Linked DNA regions of Homo sapiens: region 1 is linked to region 2. The links are chromatin loops, found by intact Hi-C in ENCODE. Cell type or tissue: IMR-90. All regions are shown on one strand.

Region 1 (8,000 bases), 150 kb before region 2:
TTTATCCAGTAAACTAGTCCAGTTATCATAAACATCACTTGTTCCTTGGTTAAAAACAAACAAACAAACAAAAACAGTCTAGTGAGCCAAGATCACACCACCTCACTCCAGCCTGGGTGACACAGCGAGACGTGTCTCCAAAAAAAAAGGTCTAACTGGTAGCTCTCTAAGATAGGGACTGTGTCTGCCTTAATCATTGTAAATTCCCAGCACCTAGCTGAGTAGTGAGCAAAGAATAGTACTCAAAAATATTTAAATGAATGAATGAATTGATGATCTGAATGAATTAGTATACTCCCCAAAACTCTACCCCTATAACTGGGTATGATAAAATTATCGCCACTAAAGGGAGAAGGAATCTTCCCAATCTGAGGTTACGATAATCACTGTTACTGAAGACAACAGTCACAGCTCTCTTGGTCATTATTATAATAATAACAAATATAACCTGAGCCACTATCTGGGTAAGAGGAAGTGCCACTTTCTTACAGGCTCTAGACACTTCCCTAGAAACTCAGACAAAAATTATTCAAAGGTGCTCTCAGGAAAATGGAGAAATAATTCAACCTTGAAACCTACAGCAATTCCCAAAATCAAGACCCTAGCTTAAATGTGTGCTAGAAGAATCGATTTTTAAAGCAAGACATTTACAGATGGAAAAGCTTGTCATTATAGTTGAATTGATCCTGTTCTTCATCCTCGAAAAGGATGCTGAATCTCTGCTACATTCACCTAGTAAGACTGCACTTCGATTTGTAACCATGGTTACTGCTTGCATCACAGTGAATGGCTCTTTCTGAGGCAAAAGCTGATCACAGCCCATAATAGTAAGTGTGCTCCAGCTGTTTCCTGGGATTGATAAGAATGGGTCTCAGAAAACAGAACCATTGCAGAAAATTACACTTCAGAATGCCGACTTGTTGTCCTTCATTGAGAAACACCAGGCATTTCATTTTCTGACTTGAAACAGTAAAATACTGACTCATCAGTGTCTACACTTCTTATGAGCAGACAAGAGCAGCATCTGTGGCTGGAAGTAAGGAAACCTGAGAGTAGAGAGAACAAGAAGCAGAGGGAGGAATAGCAAGGAAATGTGCCATCTGGAGTCTAAACCCCCAAGTTCAAACCCTGTTCCCCCCAACTAACTGAGTGACCTCAAACACTCCGTGTCAGATAGGCTAGATTACAGTAGAACAATCTTTGATTCTCATGGCTTAAAACACCAGTGATTTATTTCTTACTCATGATAATAACCATTGTGGATTGGCTGGGGGTTGGTTCTGCATTTATGTCCTCAGGCCAGGACCCAGATGCATGGAGCAGCCATTCTCTTTAAAGCTTTCCTGGGAAATGACCTCTATTACTCCTGCTCACATTTCCTTGGCCAAAGAAAGTCATGAGCTCACACCTAACTTCAAGTGGGTTGAAGACGTAGGGTCCTCATACCTGCCCAGAAAGAGACAGACCTGGAATATTGGTGAATAGCCCTAATGACTACCATAAATACTTAACTTCACTGAGCCTCAGTTCCTTCATCTGTAATAAGGAGTGAGTGATGCTTACTTCAGAGAAATGTTTTGTGGGAACTGGTGTAATAAATGATAGCTGGAGTAGTCATAGTTGCCCTGTTTGTGATATCTCAGTCATGGATAGAATGATCTAGACAGTAAGAAACGAAGGCCCTAACCAAAGAATCTAATTCTCAAATTCTACTACTATCAGCAGCCACAGAAAAGCAGCAGAGCTTCCCTCATGTCACTGTGTCTGGTCAGTTTTTTGGGCGATATGAAGACTAAAATCTGATCAATTTAGAAAAATCATTCCTGCTCTAGGTTTACGTTACCTCATCTTTTCTCTCCCTTTCAGGTTAAGTGTCCATTTAGTCAACAAATATTTATGAAGTGTCTGTGTATCAGGCCCTATGTTAGACCCTGGATGAGGAACAAATCAGTTTCTTCAAAAAAGCCCCAATCTATGCAAGAGGAATCACAATTTGTGGCCCAGTAACAGCTCCACATATCACCATCACCACCACCAGAAAAAAAAAACTAATTCATACAAATAAAGAAATCTAGATGAATTTGAGAAATTCGTCATCGTTCCCTCCAAACTCTGTTTTGTCCAATAGTCAAAAACAAAAATGGAACCACCTTATTGTTCAGAATGTTTGTCTAAGCGTGTGACATTATGTTTGGCACCAAGAATACAAAACTGAATGGGTTCTGCTCAAGCTCTTTAGATACTTTGCCAATGATGAAGGAAACATATTTGTATTATTGTATAATGATAAGTCAATGGGGGAAGGGGGTTGGGGTTATGAGAGCACAAATAAGGGAGAGTTATTTGTGCAGTGCGATGGGAGGAGGAGGAGATGATGAGAGTTATGAAAAAAGTCTCCTGCGGGACATAAGAGCTTTAGGGATAGGTTAAATTTAGTCACATCAAGAGGGGGCAATTGGAACAGCATGAATAAGTGATAGAGAGATTGCAAGGCATGGGATCTAAGTATATAGAAATCTAAATTACAAGAGCTTGTAGTACAAGAGTGGGAATGGCAAGAGATGATTAGGGCGTTAGGCAGAGACCAAGTTCAAAAGCATTCCACAGGCTAGAGAACTCAGGCTTGACATTATAAGTATTAGCCAGGCTAGGGAACATGAACCTGAGTTTAAAAATGATAGAGAGTCATCACTAAAGGTTTTTGAGCAGAGGGAGTGATGTGTGGCGTTCATAACGTAGATCCTTCTGGCAGTTGTGAAAGATGGATTTTAAGAAGTCAGAGTGAAGGCGTGGAAAACAAGAGGATATTCAAGTGGTCCCACAAGAGATGATGATAAAAACCTGAATTAGAGCAGTTGTAATAGTCAAGGAAGGGTGGGAATAAATCAGAAGTAAAATGGCAGAAGAGTATGGTTACTGAAGGGTACAGAGGGTGAAGGGCAAGAAGAAGTCTAAGATGACAGGGACTTTTTGGCCTGACAAGGGGATGAATGAGGATCTATTGAGGTGGAGGATGCATTAAGAGGAGTAGAAATGAGATCTGAATTACCAGGACAAGTCTAAACACAATAAATATTCAGCTTACCATGGAAAGAAAAGCCTCGTTTCTGAAGATTTTGCCAGCAATTTTCATCAAAGTAAAATTCGACAGTTTGCTGCCAAAAAGAAATTTCATTATTAACTTTGAAATTGATATCTGTAGCTGGAATACTGCATTTGCTTTTCCTTCTGTCTCTCTCACTCACATGTGCACAGACAAACGAATTCAAGTATTTAGCGCTTGAGCTGTCTCCAATCATTAAATCCAGACATTGTTTGGTCTAATAAGAGTGCTTTACTGTATATTTGCATGAAAGACTGTCTATCAGTTTCAAATTAATGTAGTATACTTCAGAAGTCTCCTGTAAAACCACAGTCTCACCAGTTCTTCAGTAGACCTTGAACTGGCAACCCTCCCTCATTATGTGAAAAGCCCTCATCCTCCATTGTAAGAGTATGCAGGAGATTTTCTGCACAGTGGCCTTCCATAACTTCACATTGCTCTCAGCCTTGCCAAGAAGAGCACACTCCAAAGTCAAGTTATAATTCCTTTTGTGACTGGGTGGTAGTCATTAGTGCTGCCCACCAAATATTTCTGAATCTCCACCTTCAGGGCACATGGTAGCATAATCATTCTTCAAAGTGAGATGTGGACACATGGTATGATTTGGCTGTGTCCCCACCCAAATCTCAACTTGAATTGTATCTCCCAGAATTCCCATGTGTTGTGGGAGGTACCCAGGGGGAGGTAATTGAATCATGGGGACTGGTCTCTCCTGTGCTATTCTCCTGATACTGAATAAGTCTTACGAGATCTGATGGGTTTATCAGGGGTTTCTGCTTTTGCTTATTCCTCATTTTCTCTTACCATATAAGAAGTGCCTTTCACCTCCCGCCATGATTCTGAGGCGTTCCCAGCCACATGAAACTGTAAGTCTAATTAAACCTCTTCTTCTTCCCAGTTTTGGGTATGTCTTTATCAGCACCATGAAAATGGACTAATACAATACATGACTCACTATGTCAAATGAAATATACACAAACATGATGTATTATTTCTGTGCAGAACTTTACGAGGCAGCTTGTGAGTCACCATGACCCTTGCTTACTGCTACGGTGACTGTGGAAACACAGATGAGAGAAGGCTTCTATTAGCCTGATCCTAACTAACAATGATGAGCAGAGACCCCTGAAGATCCACATTACACATATAGTAGCATGAGTAAGAAAGAAACTTCTGTGTTGTTAGGCCACACAGATGTTTGGGGCTAGCTCACACTATAGCAAAATCTAGCCCATTCTTCATGACTTGTCATGAAACCAGCAAAGACAGAAAGTCAGGAAGACCTGCTCTTCCTCTCACCCCAACAAAACCATTCCTACTCCACTATCCCTCATCAATGTTCTCTGGGAGAACAAAGAGGAATCACAGTCACAAACACATAGTAGATATCATTTCTCAATGACTCTTAACCTTCCCTTTCAATACTTTCAATTATTACCACCACACTTCATTTATTTCCTGATTTGAACCATCTGGTTCTATTGTTCATTCATTCATTCAGCATATATTGATTTACTGCTATGTATAAGGCATTCTGCCAGACACAAAGAAGTAGCAGTTATCAAACTTTTTGGTCTCAGAACACCTTTACACAATTAAATATTAAGAGGGTCTGTTTATTTGGGTCATATCTATCAATACGTGTTACATTAGGAATTAAAACTAAAAATTTTTAAATATTTATTCATTAATTCACTTTAACAATAAACCATTGCGTGTTAACATAAGTCGTATATCTTATGAAAAACAACTATACTTTCAGAAACAAAAAATTTCATAAAAAGAAAGGCACTGTTTCACATTTTTACAAATCTCTTTAATATACAACCAAATGAGGCCAGGTGAGGTGCTCACGCCTGTAATCCCAGGACTTTGGGAGGCTGAGGCAGGTGGATAACTTGACACCAGGAGTTCGAGACCAGCCTCGGCAACATGGCAAAACCCCGTCTCTACTAAAAACACAAAAATTAGCTGGGCATGGTGGCGCACATATGTAGTCCCAGCTACTTGGGAGACTGAGGCAGGAGAATCGCTTGAACCCAAGAAGTGGAGGTTGCAGTGAGACAGATCGCACCACTGCACTCCAGCCTGGGTGACAGAGTAAGTGAGACTCCAACTCAAAAATAAATAATAAAATACATTTAAATATATGTATATATATTTTAAACATATATATATTTTAAATATATATATATATATGATTAAATGACACACAATTGGATTTTCTTGTCTGCTTCTGTGTTCAACCTGTTAAAATATATTTTAGGAGGCCAGATGCAGTGGCTTATGCCTGTAATCCCAGCACTATGGGAGGCTGAGGCGGGTGGATCACGAGGTCAGGAGATCAAGACCATCCTGGCTAACACAGTGAAACCCCGTCTCTACTAAAAATAACAAAAAAATTAGCCAGGCATGGTGGCGGGTGCCCGTAGTCCCAGCTACTTGGGAGGCTGAGGCAGGAGAATGGCGTGAACCCGAGAGGCAGAGCTTGCAGTGAGCCGATATCGCGCCACTGCACTCCAGCCTGGGTGACAGAGCGAGACTCCGTCTCAAAAAATATATATACACACATATATATGTGTGTGTGTGTGTGTGTGTGTGTGTGTGTGTGTGTATATATACAGGTATATATGTGTATGTATATATATATACACAAACGTATATATATATACACACGTATATATGTATATATATACGTGTATATGTATATATATATACGTGTATATATGTATATATATGTAGTTTTGGTTGAATTACATGATGAAAATCCTAGGACCTTTCAATCCCTTTGAAAGGGTCTCAGGGACACTTAGGGCTCTTCAGTTCCTACTTTGAGAATCAGGACTACAGTATAAGGGTCAGAAAATGTTTTAATGACAGGTAGTAAATATTTCAGGTTTTGTAGGCTACATGATCTCCGCCACTACTCCGTCATTGTAGCATGAAAGCAGCTATATAGACAACAATATAAACTAATGAGCATGGCTTTATTCCAACAAAACTTTATTTACAAAACCAGGTGGCAAGCTGGATTTTGTACATAGGCCACAGTTTGTCAATCCCTGCAATAAAGGATACCTAAATGAATCAGACACATTCCTGCCCTTAAGAAATTGATAGCTAGTAAAGGGAATAAGACATGTACTCATACATTATAGTGCAAAGTAGAATGAGATAAATGTCATGTGAGGAGTCTCAGAAAAGGATCAGAGTTCAAGGTCAGTAAAGAGCACCTCAAGTTAAGAAGCCTTCAAGGAGAATGTGGGCCTTGAAGGATGGTCAAGATTTTAACAGAAAGTTTCAGGAGGAAGAAGAATATTCCAAGTGGAAAAATCATTCAGGATAAAGGCACTAAGCGTCCAGCAAATTCTAGTAATGGGAAGTGACTGCTGAAATGTAGTATAGATAAAGGCAAATACAGAAAGATGTGTGAAATACTACTTAATCAACTTTAGTTCACTATGGGTTAGGCCTTGAATGCCAGACTCAAGCATTTGGAGGTTGCCTGAGATCCTCTCAGGTACCACTGAACACTTCCACATGAGGAGGTAACTTATCAGCCAGGTATGATAAGGTCAACTGGAACAAAGTGTAAGATGCGTTTCCATATGCCCAACTATAACCACTGACCCCAGAAAACAAGCTACTGGATCAGACTAAGCAAAAGGAAATAAGGACATGAACAAAAGCAAGGAAAGTCAGACTGGAAAGGAGACTGAGGCAAGCAACAATATGGAGGTAACATTTAACAGGTTTAGTGGTATACTGGAGGTATAATCAAAGTTGCATTAATCAAAGTTGACGCTAAGGTTCCAAGTCCGAAAGAAGGGAGAAAGATGGTAAGGATCAGGAAGGTTTGGAAAACAGACAGCTTTGGTGATGAGCAGGAGAGTCTGATTATAAATATATCACACATATCACCATTTTGTCAAGCACAAGTCTGAATCCTCACAAATCCCAAAATCTTATTAGGAAAAAAAAAAAACTGTTTTACAATTTTAGCAGACTGCCAACGTTTTTCCAAATATGTGCCTCTTGAAATCTCCTCCAAGTCCCCAGTATTCTGAAATATAACAGAATTTCTACGTTTTTATTCTCTCATCTTGATTTTCTCTATTTATAGTTGTCTAAAGTCAGCATAATATATTTTAGTCCATTGTAAATGTAATATTAGATATCAAGGAAATAATTTATGATATGTTTTTCATAAATTCAGGATAAACAGTAACTAATTCCTTTATTAAAAAGTGGTTAGAACTGCCTGTATCTTAAGAATGTTGTAACTCATTCTTGCATACCACATACAATTTCTGAATGTCTTACGTTAACTAAAAAGTCTGAACATAGACATCAGGTTGCTGAAAGATTTTATTTCTTACAATCTTTTGAAAATTGTGACTATGAAAAGCTACAGTGAAGGAATTTTTAAAGTTGTACTTGGAATTGCTTTAGATTTTAAAGGCCAAAAATATACGTGGAAATGGTACAATAAGTGACCCAAATAATATTTCCATTCAAAAACAAGTCTGCATCTGAAAAAAACAGAGGGATGGAAAGTGAGATGCTTGGAATCAAGATAAGAATGCTCAAAATTCACTGGGCAATAAAGAGAGTTGTGATGTGGTGGTTGTTCTCCACCTCAAAAGAAAGTTTAGGAGAAAAAAACACCAAGCTAAGAGTGTGATAACAAAGCAGGAATCTAGAAGAGTCTTGGCCCATGATGGGTAACCTAAAAATCTGCTAGTGAAACATATCTTCAAAGATGGTCACAACACGTATGATGGGAGCAGAAATCTTAACTGTCATGCTTCTGTAAACCCAGCACCTGTGCCCATGAATGGTTTCCTATGATCTTCCTGGTTGCTACCTCCTGAGGCATCCTGGACTCCTTTCTCTT
Region 2 (8,000 bases):
AGTCAATGAGGTAAGAATCCAGGCAAGAGTGATGTCAAGGAAGTGACAAAAGGAGAGTACTGCTACCGAGTGGCTGAGAAAGATGGAAAGAGATGTAAAAAGCACTTTGGTCATGATCACCAATGTCTTCTAATTGCCAAATATAATTTTTACATACCACACACAGTAGCAGACACAGAGGAGGCATTCAGTAGTTCTCTTTTCTCTTTCCTGCATTCATTCATTCAGTAAATATTTACTGGATGCTACTACTATGTTGCAGGCACAAGCCAAGGCACTAGAGTTACAGTGAGCAAGACAGACAAGGTGCCTAATGCAATCACATCCACCTTCTCAAAGATTACCCTTAGCAATCCAGGCAAATAAGTTCAAAAGACAAGAACCCATCCATTACACATTTGTAGACATAGATAAGGATGACAGTTTAATGAGGAAATTTTCTTAAAAGACCTCAGAAGCACAACAAAATCCTGAAGCCCTGTGCTACTGCACGTACATTAATAGTGCCAGCTCCCCTTTAGAAAAAAGAGTGGTTTAGCTCACATTAACCCTTTCCAGTCCTATCAGAACTAACCCTTTCCAACCTATAGAGTCCAACACAATTTCATGTGGAACATCATTTCTGCACCCCACTATTAATCGAACTGGTCCTAAAGTCTTTTGTTGCCTTTTTTTCAAATTTCCTAACTAAAATGTTTAGCCTTGTGCCTAAGCCATTCCCAAAATTGCATGTAACAACCAAAGAAGTAAAAGAAGAAAAGCTGACACAGTGGCTCAGCCTGTAATCTCAATGCTTTGGGAGGCCGAGTGGGAGGATTGCTTGAGGCCAGGAGTTCCAGACCAGCCTGGGCAACATAGCAAGACCCATCTCTGAAATTTTTTTTTCCAAATTAGCTATGTGCAGTGGTGTGCACCTGTTGTCCCAGCTACGTGGGAGGCTGAGATAGGAGGACTGCTTGATCCCAGAAGTTCAAGACTTCAGTGAGCTATGATTAGGCCACTGCATTCCAGTCTGGGTAACACAGTGAATTCTCATCTCTAAAAGAAAAAAGAAAAACAGAAACAAAGAGAAAATAAAAACCAGCAAAAACTGGAGGGGATAGTAGAAAAGTTCAGAAAAACCCTCTTCCTAGGCTGAGAAAACCATCCAGCCTAACTGAGGCACTGTCACTATGTTCCATCTGAATTAGAGAGAGAGAATAATGATTGGTGCATTCCTTGGCTCTTTGATGCATATTTCACATTCCCTCCAAGACTATACATAGCAAGTAATTAGAAACTTCGTTCTTTCTGACAGACAATGCAGAGCATCTCAAAGCAGCCTCTTCCCTGTAGGAAGCAAAAAGAGGTGAGTGAGGCAAATGGAAAATATAAAACCTGTACACCCACAGCAGCCTTTCTCCAGAGCAGCCCTCACTCCTCCTTAGAAGTAAGTCCAGCCTGGTGCACCTAGGCTTCTGCACAAAATACAGGAATTCAGCACCTTTTCTTCATCTTTACACCACAAATGTCAATTATTTGGGTTCGTGTCCCTCCCCACCGCAAATCCTCTCAGCAGTTGCTTGCTATTATTAGTAAGACAGAGATATCTTTTAAAATAACCATCTGACCCAACTAGTTCCTCCTTCTATCAATAGGAAGAAATTAACTCATCCAGTCCTTAATCAGGCCCTCAAACCCATTCTTAAAAGTTCCTTTCACACAACCTGCATTCGCTGAAAACAAAGAAAGGGAAGAACATGTTTCTAAAAAGCTCCCTGGGTTGCTCACATCACCAGCATGAGGCAAAGTTCAGAATAGATTTGGAAGCTTCTCACCAGCATCACGGGGATAAGGGTCACACCAGTCAGTATAAAATCCACTCAGGGCCAATAATGCCTTCCTTCAGCCAGGCCTCTGACCGTACAAGTTATACCCTTTCTACAGAAGTCCACACCCAAAGCAAGGTTTTTCTTATTCTCTGTTATTCTGGGACACCACAATGATTTAACTGTAACACATGTCATATCTACTGCCAAAAGGACCGGCTTTCACCAGCCGGTCCTAATCACTGAGCAGGCTCGTAAGGGTGACTTAAGCCCAGCATGAGAAACATTTGTGCAAAACTGTCAGCCATTGGGTCTTGAGCACCCATCTACATTCCACCCCTCTAAGTTCCCACCCCCAGAGCCCATGCCAACTGCCAACGTGCTCACCAGCTAGTCCGCACAGCGCAAGCAGCTGCCACTCAGCCAGTCAGCACGTGGCAGGCCGCCAGCACACAAGTTTCAGAATGCAAGCCTGCCCCGTCACAGTGCTGCTAAAGGTTGAAGGTCTTGGAGTGTGCTAGCCTTTAGATTCGCCTTACTTGCCCTCCCACCTCCCTTCTCCCATCCCTCCCCTGTTACGCCTCCCACTGTAGCATTTCACTTGTCTCTATAGTAACAGCATCTGCTTTCAGGGTTAAAACTTTACACAGCACATTTCTCCTCCTAGCCCAAGCTTTTGCCAAAGGATGCAGTAGCAAAAAGCCTGCTGCTTTACCGTGAAGCCACCTGTTTCCCTGCCACCCAGGATTGCAGCTACTTTGTAAACTGTAGGATGAAAGCGACTGCGGTACTGAGCTCAGGGGAAGTGAAACAGAGCCTCCAACCTTGACACACTGGCTGGTGTGTAGAGGATCCACTCCGGAGCTTGTATACCCAATCCCAGAGCTAGCCCACTCTCTTCCACAGCCTGCTCTGCACTTAACGATGCTGCACATGGATCAAGTTCATAGCAGGGCTTTTTGATTCCATCCCAAAAGGCATCGGGGATGGCACCCTAGAGAGCAGCAGGGCACCAGTGTTTAACATGCCCATACCAGAGTTTAATATCACTGGTTCTCTCCGTGCATGCAGCTTAAAGTTTATTAGCTAATCTTGTATTTCAACTCATCCCACTTTATCCTCACCAGCTTGGTCTGTTTATGACATCCGGTGAACCCCATAATCTCTCACTTCACACAGCTTTCTGGTGCATAGCCAATGTTTAAACAGTTCTTTACACACATGCCCACAGACGCACACCAAAGTGACGCACACAGGGGAGTGACCAATGCTAGCAAGTGAAGAGTTTTATTATTAGCCATTTTTGCCATGAAAACTAAGTGTATACAAGGGCCTTTACTTGAGGACTGCAGTCTCAGAGTTCAAAAGCAGGCCTGTTACTTGGCTAATCTTGGATCAGATGAAAGACAAAAATCAGCATTTCACAGGTCTTTTTCAGGAGCTATACAGAATATAACAATCAGTACTGACACCTAAAATTATACACTCATACACACATTTCTGAGTTCTATTCCCTATTCAAATCATGTTTAAGAAGTGGGGGACTATTTCCATTATAAACCATTTGCAAACGTGATTTTTTTTTCATGATTCTAAACTTCACAGCATTTTATTGGTGCTTTTGTTGTTTTGTAAAATCTGCTCTGCACATTTTCAACATACACATAAAGAACAAGACACAATTCTCTAAGCCCCAGGCGACAGGGAAGAGCGATCTCAGTGGCTGCAAAGTGCACTGCCATCTTTTGGCAACATGTGTTCACTACAGGGAACCAAAGGGCAAGAAAAAGCTGCAACCATTCCTTTTAAAATTTCACAGGGGCTGGGAAAAAAAAAAAAAAAAAAAAACTTCGCAGGGGCTCTAAGAAGGCCTTTCATTCCCACAGGAAGTAAGACAGAACACAGTTGCTGACTTAACTATGCAGACCGCTGGAGCTCTGGACATCCATACTGGGGGAAAGGGACATCGGTGCGGCAAAACTGACAAGCATGACTGATAGCAGTGATGACTCCCGGAGATCAGCCAGCAACAAAGCGAAGCAAATCTCCTTCCCAGAGCTCAGGAGCACCCTAATCAGCCTGGAAATTTACACAGGCCCAGGGCCAGAGGGAAATAGGTGAGAGCCCCACACAAAATCAGACTGAGAGAACTGGATAAAAGGTGAAAATGCAACCCAGAGCAAGATCACGCCAAATCTAATTCTGGATTTATGAACTGTATTAAAAGTTCATTTGTACTCTTGGGCACTTATCCCAGAGAAATAAAAACTTACGTTCACCCAAAAACCTGTACATGAATGTTTACAGCAGCTTTAAGTATAGTAGAAAAGTCCAGAATTAATCCACATGTCTTTCAACAGGAGAGTGGTTAAACTATGGTACATCCATACCATGAAATACTGCTTAGCAAGAAAAATGAACAAACTATTGATACACACACCAAATTGAATGAATTTCCAGGGGGTTATGCTGAGTGAGAAAAGCTCATCCCAAAAGGTTACAAACTACATTATACAATTTATATGGAGTGACAAAATTTTAGAAATGAAGGACAGATTTAGGACAGATTCATGTTTGCCAGGGGTTAAAGATGGAGGTATTTGTTGTTAACAAGGGTAACACGAGGGACCCCTGTGGTTGGCTCTATTCAGTATCTTATCTGTGGATACATGGATCAACATAGGTGATAAAATCGTATAGAACTTAATACAGACAGAGAAGAGAGAGAGAGAAATTAGTACAAGTAAAACAGGAAATGTGAATAAAGTTTGGTGAATTGTATCAGTGCCAATATGCTGGTTATGACATTATACTACCTCTTTGTAAAATGTTAACCTTGGGAAAATCTGGCAAAGTGGAGCTTTTCTGCACCAGTAACCTCTCTGTATAATTTCTCAAATACGCATTTGAATCTACAATTACCTCAATAAAATTTTCAATTTAAAAAAGCTCATTTGTAACTCTGTTTTTTAATTTCCCCTAGAAACATTATTCTACATGGTGGTCAGGTACAATCAGCTGGTCCACCAACACACATGCAGAATCAGGCAAAACTGAATACAAAATCCCAGATGCACACTTTGTGTGTAAGCTTAGAAAGTTAACTAACCTCTCACTTCAGTGTCTTTTAAAATGAGCTTATACCACTTCAGAAGTTAGTTTAGGGAATTAAATAATTTCCTAAATAAATCCAACCAGTTTCAGTTAAGTCAAATATAAAGTTCCTAGGGCCCAGAGAATAGAGTATTAATACTCCTACAGACCCAGAGGTCATGATTCTGTCTCATGAGCAAATGCACGGGATTTTTGACTGGGGAGACCACAGATAAACTGTCCCTCAAACTATTAGGATCAAACTCTCCCTTTCCATCTTCTCCATGCTAGGGCTAAGTCTCCTAAACTCTGTCTTCAGATTGTTGATTGACTTCTGAAAGGCTGGAGCAGGCTCAGCAACAAAGGGCAAGAAAATAATTGATAGGAGAATGGAGACTCTGGGGTGAGAAAAGGCTCAGAGACCAGGGAAGGTGAAAGATGAAGGGAGAAAGTGCTGTGGGGGAGGGTATGAAGTGCTGAAAGGAGGACTTCATTCATGACTCCTCAGGACATTCCCTGACTTAGCCTACACTCACACTCACATGCTCCTTAATATTTTTAATGGACCATTTCACGTGCTTCCACAAAGACCGTGTGCTGCTTCTGACCAGAGTTCCATTGTAGAATACAGTAGTCTCCTTCCTCTGTCAGAAACCAAATACTTTGTCCTTCCAACATTTTCTCAGAGGTTTTACCGTTACAGACAGGAAAAAGAAGCTCCCTTCTAAACTCTTTTAGCTTTCAATCACCCTTCTTCAAGGCTTCTTGTGTGAAAATCAGAAAGGTCCTAAGACAGGAATCAGGCAAGATGAAATGGCTGGGCTCCTCCATATGACACACCAGCACAGAGGATGGCGACGGGCATGTTTATCCTCTGTCCCCTCCTCCCCACCACCATCAGCTCTTCAACCAAGAGCCAGACCCAAACCAGCAGCAGAATAAGGAAAGAAGAGCAAAGGGAAGAAGGGATGATACCCCACAGGACAATCACGGGAAAGGGAATATCTACAGCTGAAAGCCCACCCTGCAAGGCAGCTGTTAGTCAGTGGATGCCCCAAAATGCTCAGGTTTGATGTGAGTGTAGGATGGCTGGATTCCCATCTGCCTTCTCACCAGTGGTTTCTCTCTGGGCTCCCTGGATCTGAACTCATTCCCCTCTAAGCCATCCATTTATAAAACACACTTTGGTATCTCTCCTTTTAAAGTGCCTTCAGTGTTTCTTCATTACATGGAAGATGAAATCCAACTTGCTTAACATGAAACGTAAGCTCAGGTCCTACCATCCCCATGCCATACACCCTGAACCGTCCACCACACCTTCGTGTACATGCTATTTCCTCTAATTAATATATCATCTTAGTTAACCCATTCTTCAAAACCCAACTTAAGATCCAACCTCTCCAGAAGCCTCTCTACATTATCAGACATACCCTTCCCTGAGCAGAGCTATGCTCCTTCCTCTGTTCTCCATTGGCTTCCTGAATGTGCCTGCTTCTCATATAGCACGTTACAATGCATTGTCATTATAACTTATCATCACTCAACTGTACTTGGGCATGTCATGGCTCTTGTCCCCACCACATTATGAGCTCTTTGAGAGCAAATACTGTCTTTCTGAAGTTTTTCTACCTCTAGTATCAAGCATAGTCACTACACATAGTCTACTAACTATGTGTAGTGACTATGTGTAGTGACTATGAATGAATCAATTAATCAATTGATTCAGTGACTATGAATCAATCCATCAGTCAATCAACCAGTTAGAAATAGGCACAGTGAGGGCACATGCATGTTTGGTATTAAGTGGATCTGTAAGTCTAAAGGCCCTGAATGTGTATTTCAAACAACATAAACCCCATAAACAAGCAAATTTCCAATTACTTAGCCTGTTATTCAACTGAAGAAATAGTGATTTGTTCCAAAGAAAGGGGGGAAAATGGCTGTGCTATACTCCCTGAAGAGTATTATGTTTATGGTTGAATTAAGGGATTTTTCAAGCATATTTTTAACTATATAATTTTCTCTTTATAGACTAACATTAGATCTTAGCTCTCCACACAGACTATAACTATACTCTCAAATGTAGGGGTCAAATTAAATTCAAATGAGAATTTCCCCTTGTCTGCTAAAAAAGAAATTAAGAGGTACCTGGACCTGCCACATATTTGATTCTAAATAAAAGTTTGTTCCACGAACAGAATAATGAATGAACTTAAAAATAAATCACACCATAAACTACTTTAAATAGCCAGAAGCAAAGCCTGGCACAGTGGCATATGCCTAAAGTCCCAGCTACTAGGAAGGCTGAGGTGGGAAGACTGCTTGAGCCCAGGAGCTTTGAGGCTGTAGTGCGTTACAATCGTGCCTGTGAATAGCCACTGCACTCCGGCCTATGCAACATAGTGAGATCTATCTCTAAAAAAAAATAATAAATACCCAGAAGCAGCAGGAAAGTTATAAGAAAGTTCAATTTTGCTCATCAGGCCTGCAACTGGACAAATAAAACTCTGTAATGTGTTTAGGTAAACCTATAAAGAAGCTGGATGGCAGCTACCTGCAAATAAAATTAGGATTCAAAATGTCAATATAAGCCTTAAGCTCTAGAAATTGTAGCTTAGTTTTATGTTTATACACAGTCAGTGATAAATTATTTGTAGTAATTAGCACGGCAATAGCATGAATAACTAAAATCGTCAGTTAATTCATATTCATTGTAGTCTGTGACTTTTGCACATTTACTGTGGATTTCACAGTGATCTCAGATCAGATGCAGATTGGCAGGCAGATGGGGACTCAAGAGCAGGAGTTTGTTCCAGGACACAGGGCTGGGAGTCAGCTCCATGGCACCTGATCATGTACAGCCCCCTGACCCACCCACCTCTGACACACACAGCTGACATTGGAGAAGATGCCTTCTGAAACGGGTTTAGGCAAACCTTCCTACCTCTACCCAACATGGCAACCACAGTGTTCACATCTCCCATCCTGAACCACCACCCAGCTGGCAGGGATGAGGCTCCTGAAATTTTATTAAGTTCTTGCTACATGTCAGTCAGTGTGCTAAGCAACATACATGCATTATTTCCTTCTGGATGCCAT

Evidence for each region. A loop is a pair of places that touch in the nucleus more often than their neighbours do. Peaks named below come from ENCODE experiments on the same cell type or tissue, not always from the same donor. Only the 100,000 strongest peaks of a DNase experiment are listed, where the experiment ranks them.
Region 1: it touches region 2 in a loop (2.3-fold over the local background); 2 of 110 quality-filtered maps call a loop at or near these places.

What each region holds. Positions count from the first base shown.
Region 1 is chr4:71,373,874-71,381,873 of GRCh38, reverse strand. All of the region lies in intron 6 of SLC4A4 (solute carrier family 4 member 4), which reads right to left. Among named protein-coding and RNA genes, the nearest start is that of SLC4A4, 190 kb to the right of the region's middle. In IMR-90, no CTCF peak of the experiment used is centred here; DNase peaks (open chromatin) are centred at 983 and 4,133.
Region 2 is chr4:71,225,469-71,233,468 of GRCh38, reverse strand. All of the region lies in intron 1 of SLC4A4 (solute carrier family 4 member 4), which reads right to left. Among named protein-coding and RNA genes, the nearest start is that of SLC4A4, 42 kb to the right of the region's middle. In IMR-90, a CTCF peak has its summit at 3,545 (motif pointing left); DNase peaks (open chromatin) are centred at 2,208, 3,028 and 3,538; H3K27ac peaks cover 1,421 bases.